Linked DNA regions of Mus musculus: region 1 is linked to region 2. Evidence: chromatin contacts called from ENCODE Hi-C or POLR2A ChIA-PET data. All regions are on one chromosome and are shown on one strand. The core of a region is the stretch at or near the end of the contact, and the rest is flanking DNA. Distances in the headings are between cores, read along the strand shown. Region 1 holds the start of Tmem250-ps (transmembrane protein 250, pseudogene). Region 2 holds the start of Camsap1 (calmodulin regulated spectrin-associated protein 1).

Region 1 (3,568 bases), core at 887-3,386, 160 kb before region 2:
GAAATCCGCCTGCCTCTGCCTCCCAAGTGCTGGAATTAAAGGCGTGCGCCACCACTGCCTGGCAGGAAAGCATCATTTCAAGTGAGGGTTGCACCCACTCTCAGGCAGTGCGGACAGCACGAAGGCCACTGGGTCCTGATGCTACCCGGCTCTGACTGTTCTGTAAAGATGGCACCAAGGCAGCCACAGACACAAATGAGATGGCCTCAGTCCCATGGGCCCCGTGCCTGGGTTTGGACTATACCTTCCTCTCATTTCTGTAGGTCTTTAAGAGTCTGGGGCCAGGTGTGGTGGTCCCAGCACTCGGGAGGCAGAGGCAGGCAGATTTCTGAGTTCAAGGCCAGCCTGGTCTACAAAGTGAGTTCCAGGACAGCCAAGGCTACACAGAGAAACCCTGTCTTGAAAAACCAAAATAAATAAATAAAATAAAATAAAATAAAAATTTAAAAAAAGTCTGGGACATGCCGTGCACAGTCCCAGCAGGTGGCGCCAGGCCACTGTCCAGTGCTTGCCCACTGAGAAGCCCAGAGCAGATAGCAGGGTGGAAGCTGACAGACAGACTTCAGGTAGACTTTCTATGGCGGGACTGTCCTATAGCAAACAGAACAACTGAGATTGGATCCTATCCTTGGGGATGACCCTGCTGTGGTCTGGATCATTCTGGAATCAGTTCGTGGGTGGTGGTACCCAACACTTCCAAGAACTAGCAGAAAGCAAGAGAGTAGAGGTCACAAGAAGCATCCTTTAGTGAGACGTTCAGGGTGCTTTCAGTCTCCGTCCAGTGGTCCAACATTAGAGGCCAAGAGCTGTCAGCAGCAGCTACCTGCCCAACCTCAGAGGGAGAGAGCCTCAAAGTCAGAGGTGTAGAGGACTCTGAGGGCTCTTACAGGAGCAACAGGGCTGAACAAGTGGAAAGGGACAGAGGGACAGAAAAAGTAGAGAAACTGGACATCTCTAGTAGGGACAGAACCAAGGGGGGAGCTAAAGGAGGGGACGATCAAGAAAACAGAAGATCATCACTCCAGGGTGACAGAAACTCAGGCCAGGGGAGGAAATGCTTCTTATTGTTTCGAGACAGGGTCACATAGTCCAGGGGCTCCAGTTGACTTAGACTTATTGTAAGCATTACTTCTGTGTGCATGGTGTGTGTGTGTGTGTGTGTGTGTGTGTGTGTGTGTGTAAGTCAGAGGGCAACAGGAGGGCATCAATTTTCACCTTTGTTATGTGGGTACCAAGGATTGTTAATTTGGTGGCAAGTGCCTTTACCCACAAGCCATCTCACTGACCCAAGATGTGTTTGACATACTCTCACCAAGAAGACCTGGCTGGCATAGAACTTACAGAGATCCGCCTGCCTCTGGAGTGCTGTGATTAAAAGAGAGTATAATGACATATGGCACATTCACTTATTTTTACATCTATTCATTCATTTGTGGGCTGTACTGGCAGGATGTGCACATGCCACTGCCTGTAGCTGCTCTTGGTCTTGCGTGGGCTGGGGCCTCCAAGTGTTCCCTGTGAAGTGCAAAGGTGCCTTGCAGCCAGCCCTAGGTTCCCCTTTCCTGCAAAGGGTCTGTTTCTCTTCCCTGGGAGCCTGCATTTGACGCCTGGGTAAGCAGGAGGGTCAATGTAGGATAACCCTGTAAGGCTACTTTCCGGTCCGTCATGGGATGATGGCCTGACCCAACCTTCTCTCCACATCCTAGCAACAAACGCACACATCAACTTTTAACTGAAACCTACCACACCTGCTTGCAGGAACCTGGCAAGGTCATTTAGACCGGTGACACACCAGCTTAACTCTTTCTTTTGGCGCTTCCAGGATCCTTGTGCTCTACAGCGAGTACCCCTAAAGCACGAGATCGCTTCATCTGCAACCGTCACTGCTCTCTGGGTGCCAGCGGCGCGCGTTGGGACACAGGAAAAACTCCACCGCACCACCAGAAAGGAGACAAGCTCACACCACAGCGAGAAAGCCCCTCCCACACTCGCGCACGCGCACTGACACGGAGAGGACCAGCCTCCTCGCCCTTAGTTCTCCCATCTGCGCCTGCGCGGGAGAGCTAAACTCACGCTCCGGCTGAGGCCGCGGGCCAATGACGTCACGGTCGGCTCACGGCGCGCGCACGCTAGTGCGCGTCCTCGGATAATGAGGAATTCCTGGATGCTCCGCGCGGGCCCGCGGTGGGCGCTGCGAGGCTTCACCGTGTCGTCGCGGGCGGAGGGGGCGTGAAGACCGTGCTACGGTGGCCGCCGAGGGACAACACTACGGCTCCCACGCTGGGACAAACGCCTCGGGCCCGGCCCGGGAGCGCCCTCCCCTCCGGGCCAGAGCCAGCCGGGGGCAACTGAAGGGCCGCGCGAAGCGACCCCGTCCTCGGCGGCATGTGCCCGCCTTGGCGTCGCACCCCCGGGGCACAAGCTCAGCCGCAGGCCCGGTCCCCAGCACCGTCGGCCCGCCGCATGGTTCCGGACACCGGCACCGCCACGGAGAGGGCACCGGGTGAGCCGCCGAGGACGGGCGGGGACCGGCCACGGACCTAAGGGCCGTCTCCACGGCAACGGCGCCCCGACACCGGAAGTGGCGCCCGCAGAAAACGCGGGCTGAGGGCCGGGGTCGCGCGTAGCCTATGGCTAGTGAGGGTCGTATCTCCACGCGCCGAGTTAGCGGGCCTTGGAGAGCTGGATGTCCTGCTCTAGGGTCCCGTGCTCAGAGACGCGTGCCCCGCGCCGGGCCGCGCCATGGCATGCACCTCCACCCGAGTACACCTGCTGCAGACCGCATCCCCCTCCTGTGCGGTGTCCAGTGACACGCCTGAATGAGGCCATTGCCCTGTCTAGCTGGGTAAAACATAGCTAAGCCTCCCCGGCTCGGGACAGGTTTCCTCCCACTGCGCCTCGGCCGCAGCTGCGCTGGCGGCCATTTGCTCAGGACCTACGGCGGTGACAGAAGCCGTTGGAGTGGAAGTCGCAAAAGCCTGTTGGCGATGTTGCCCTGTCCTGTTACCAACTTTTGGTCTCTAGTGTCCCATAGTTTGAAATTTAGTGTTTTTTTTCCCCCATATGCAAATTAACATAGGCTGCTGCGAATGACAATTGCTTGGTGAAACAAGGAACCACACGCCATTTCTCCTCTCTGTGTCCCAGTTTGGAGAACTCTGACACTATGTCCAGCCTAGATAAGCCAGTAATGCTTTTGTTGTGTACAGGCAGCCCCAGGGAAGAGGTCTTGGTGCCTCAATTTACGGAGCAAGATCAGTGGGAGGTGAGATGGTAACCTGCCAAAATAATGCCAAAGTTCAGGCCCAGCAAGTAACCTTAGGGGCTTGCTATGTGGACACCCCCTTCATCCCAGTCCTCTTGTGACTCTGCATGGAGTGTCCTTGAAGGGGACTGTTATAAGTCACTATGGAAGTAATGGGGAGTACTGGGCAACCAGTAGCCGGGTGTGTGGGTCTTCAAGAAACTAAAGAGTGAGCTTAGCTAGAGCACTACTGTCCCCGTTTTATCCCTGGCAGTCCTAGGGACCCTCTCCCGGCCGGCGGCTGCTGAGGGGCATAGTTACTGT
Region 2 (3,969 bases), core at 798-3,297:
AGTATGTATGTATGTATAAAAAGGACTATGCTCCATGCCAAGTGGAATTTCTTCCAGACTACAGGGGAGGAACAGTATCTGAACACCAGACAATGTTATAAACGACAGACAGACTAAAAGCCTCTACATGACCACCAGATACAAAACAAAGCACCACACAGATGTACAATGGATGGATTTTCTGAGCTTGATAAGAGACACCCATCAAACCGAACAGCATCACAGTCAGTGCAAACTGGATGCTTCCACCAGATCACAAGACAAGGGGTCTGCTTTCCCCTGCTATTCCACAGGGCACTGGGGCTCTAGACAAGGCAGGAAGGAGGTAAGAATGCTCTTTACCCACAGATAACATGTCTGAAACCATTCAACTAGCAAATGGATTCCTCAGAGCTGCAGAATACAAAGCCAGAACATCAGACCACCATCCCTGGCCCCCTTTCTTCTCTCTCCTATATTCTCAGGTTTGTCCTGTTACCTACCTGGCATTCCACCCCCCCCCCCCCGGCCCCATCCCAGTCCGGCCAAGTTCTGCTGTCCCACCACCTTTGGCCCCAAGTCTGAGCCTTGCTGGTTTTACACACCGGGGTTTAGATCAGCCTACCATAGCAGCCCAGTCTACTGCTCCTCGGACAGACACTAGGCTCACTTTTTACTCCTTTCTGCCCAAATGTCATTCTCTTCGGTCTCTCCATGGGTACCCAGCCCTAACCAATTTTTATTTCATTTTATTTTAAACAGGGTCTCACTATGTGGTTTTGGCTGACCTGGAACTCGATTAGAAACAGGGTGGCTCTGAAGTCACTGAGATGCACTTGCCTCTGCCTCCCAAGTGCTGGGTTCAAGATACTTGCCACATGAGGCCACTATCCATTTTTTGTTTGTTTTGTTTTTTGAGACAGGGTCTCATCTCCAGTAGCTGAAGCCGGCCTTGAATTTCATCTAGATCCTCCTGCCTCCAGTCTCCCCACTGCAGGGATTACAATCATGGGATACCATGCCCAGGCTCATCCGCGGCTCTTTCTGACTACATCATACATGCACTTGGACTTGAGGGACAGCTACCTGTACAACATCCACTCTACACACTGCCTTCTTCATACATAGGGCGGCTCTGGCAATGACAGAAGTTAAACACCTTGAAGTTTGCAGATGATGGTTAGTAAGGTCACCCACGCCCGGGCCGGAGGGTTCCTGAGCCTTCCCAGGGGCTGGTGCGCACACAGTCCGCTCTTCAGTGACATCTTTCTCCTTCCGCACCCAGTTTTCAAAAATATACTATTGCTCCTTTCAAGCACTAAAATGCAGGTCACACGCGACGATGGTCCTAGGCTGGCATCCATTTCCCTTAGATGCCAAAACTGGTTGAGAGATCTGATAGTGCCCACCGAGGAGGAGGAGGAGGCGGAGCTCGCGGTTGCTCCGGACTCCCGAGAGCTGCGGGGATTGTTTCTCTGGGCTAATCTCAGGCGCAGTTCTCGAGCCGCACACACTCTGCGACGCCCACTTTCTGCCAGTCCGGGCGGAGACGTCTTGGCATCTCAGTCCACAGATGCAGCACCGGTGCAGACTCTAAGGGCGCTCAGTTCTCAGAGAGCTGGCCTTGCCAGAGGTAGAGGCGAACGTCTCTGCACACAGGACTGAGGCTCAATCAAGGCCAGAGATTAGTCTCTCAAGTTGCTAGGAAACAGGCTAGCCCTCAGAAGAGAATACTGCGCCTGCGCGGGATCCGGACAGGGGCGTGTCCACTGTGCCGGGGGGTGGGCGGGGAGGGGCCGGATGGACTAGCGTGTATGCAGCCTTGAGGACGAAGTAGAGGCGGGGCCGAGGGTGTGTCCATAGCTACTAAGGACACGGACTGGGCTAGGTTAGAGGGGCGTGCCTACTCTGCAGGACCAGGGCTGGGGGCGGGGCTGAGGGTGTACCCAGAGCATCTGAAGAAGGGGACAGGTACGGAGCCTTCAGGAGGAGGGCGGGGCGAGCGGGCGGTGTTACGGGCGGTGCCTACTGCGCTTGCGGAGAAAGGTGGGGCTGCGGGGGGCGGTAAGTGCGCCTGCGTGACGCGGCGGCGGCGCGTTAGCTCCCACCCGTTGGCCGCCGCCTCAGCTGCCGCTTCTCCTGGGCCGCGCACGCGCCTCCGCCACCGCCCCCGGCCCGTGCTCGCACCGCGCTTGCCCCGCGCCTGCCCCGCGCCTTCCTCGGCCGGCGCTTGCCCGCCGCCGCCTGCCCGGCCCGCTCGGCGCCTTCTCGGCCTCGGCTCGGCGCCCGCAGCATGCAGCAGCCTGGGTGGCGGCGGCGGCCGTGAAGTAAGGGCCGTGCGCCCGGGCGGGCGGCGCGGGAGGGCGGCGGCGTCTTTGTTGCGGCCGGGCTGCCGCGGCCTTTGTCTGCAGATGGTGGACGCGGGCGGTCGCTGTGCCGCCGAAGGCTGGAGGAGGATGGAGGCGCCCCCGGAGGGCGCCGACCTGGTGCCGCTGGACCGCTACGACGCGGCGCGGGCCAAGATCGCCGCCAACCTGCAGTGGATCTGTGCGAAGGCCTATGGCCTAGGTGGGCGGGCGCGGCGGGGTCCGGGGTCGGGGGATGGGATTACAGGGAGACGGACGGGGAATGAATCCGGTTCCAGGATGGTACTAGAGGGGAGCCGACGGGGAACGCACTGGTTTCGGATGCGACCGGGAGGTGTCGGACGGGTATAGGAGCCGGGGTATGGGACCAGAACTGGGGTCGGACTACGACGGGGGATGGGACCAGAGGGGAACGCGACGGCCGCAGAATGGGACCAGAGGGAGACCGACGGAAACGACCAGGTATGAGACCAGAGGGGTCAGAAAAGGGACTGACATGCTGGGGGATGAGAGCAGAGAGTTTCGGACGTTGGACAGACGGGGCAGGTTGGGACCAGAGGGGATCTGACGGGTCTTGGGGGGATGAGACGCACGGGAGGAGGTTGTAAGGTCTAGGGACAAGGAATGGAGACAGAGCCAAGATTGAGAATGAGGCCGGTGACAGGGCCAAGGCGCGCCTTCGCGTGGTGTCAGTTCAAGTCTTGCTGTTCTGGCGGCGGCCCAGGTGAGCGAGCGCTGAGGTAGCCCAGGGTCGGTCCAGGCATGGGACTGTGTTCGCGTGTCATCCATGCTCTCTGAGTCTCGGTGGGTGGAGGGTGCCTATCATGTGCAGTGTTATTCTCTGGCAATTGGACTGGTCCTCTAAGTCCAAGAAAGACTCTTACCTAAATAACCACTGCTTAGCTGTTCCTTACTGCATCAGGGTGACTAGAAGGCTGGATAGTTTGAGACTTAGTCTCAAACTAGAGTTCCAGCCAATCTGGTTTATATATTATGAAATTTGGTACTTAACAGAACAGAAGTTATTGGATACTCCAAAGATACATTATGTGTAATACAGATTGTATAGAAACCATCATCTCCTTTGGTTAATTCCTGTTGTAAAGAGCAAGGTAACCTTGTTTATGAAGCCTAATATGCTTAGTAGGATTAGGATTCTCTGATTTGGTGCTCTGGGAACATTGCAGACCAAATAGTGCTGGTAATGAGTTGGTTGGGAGGCTCTAGTATCAGGGCAGGTGTCTTGTTTTAGGCATAAAACTATGATAAATGAAGCATAAATTACCCTTGTGCTGGCAAAAACATTACCTGAAGACTTGGGTTACTGAGATAACCCTTTCAGGAAAGGGTTAGGTGACCACTTTGGAAAACTTGCTAAGCAGGTGTGCTCGGTGACAGTGGCCTCCAACTAGTCATAAGAACAAACTGTTTTGTGAGTCTTGGGATTAAATAAACTGCTTTATTTTAAATTTACTTCTGTGGTATAAAACTAGCAGTGAGGAAGAAATTCTTTTATAGTTTTCAGTGTTATAATTCTTGGTCACTGTTTCTATTCAGTGCAGGGCTTTACCTTACTTAAAAAAGTGCAATTGAAGAAGTTGGGTGGTAGCTGCCCAAGCTTTTA

What was found. Hi-C counts contacts between places; a loop is a spot of excess contacts on that map. ChIA-PET counts read pairs that join two places held with the same protein, here RNA polymerase II (POLR2A).
Region 1: a loop to region 2 is called in a map of heart, with 3 times the contacts of the local background. The contact joins the promoter of Tmem250-ps here to the promoter of Camsap1 in region 2. A Hi-C loop is called at or near these places in 1 of 37 maps with a recorded cell type or tissue (heart). POLR2A ChIA-PET finds 5 or more read pairs at or near these places in 3 of 5 experiments (Patski and embryonic stem cell).

What each region holds. Positions count from the first base shown.
Region 1 is chr2:26,139,074-26,142,641 of GRCm38, reverse strand. Tmem250-ps (transmembrane protein 250, pseudogene) reads left to right here and starts at 2,136. Exons shown (of 2, transcript NM_001256521.1): 1 at 2,136-2,503.
Region 2 is chr2:25,981,360-25,985,328 of GRCm38, reverse strand. It overlaps Camsap1 (calmodulin regulated spectrin-associated protein 1), which reads left to right and starts at 2,047. Exons shown (of 18, transcript NM_001372499.1): 1 at 2,047-2,547. The coding sequence starts at 2,391.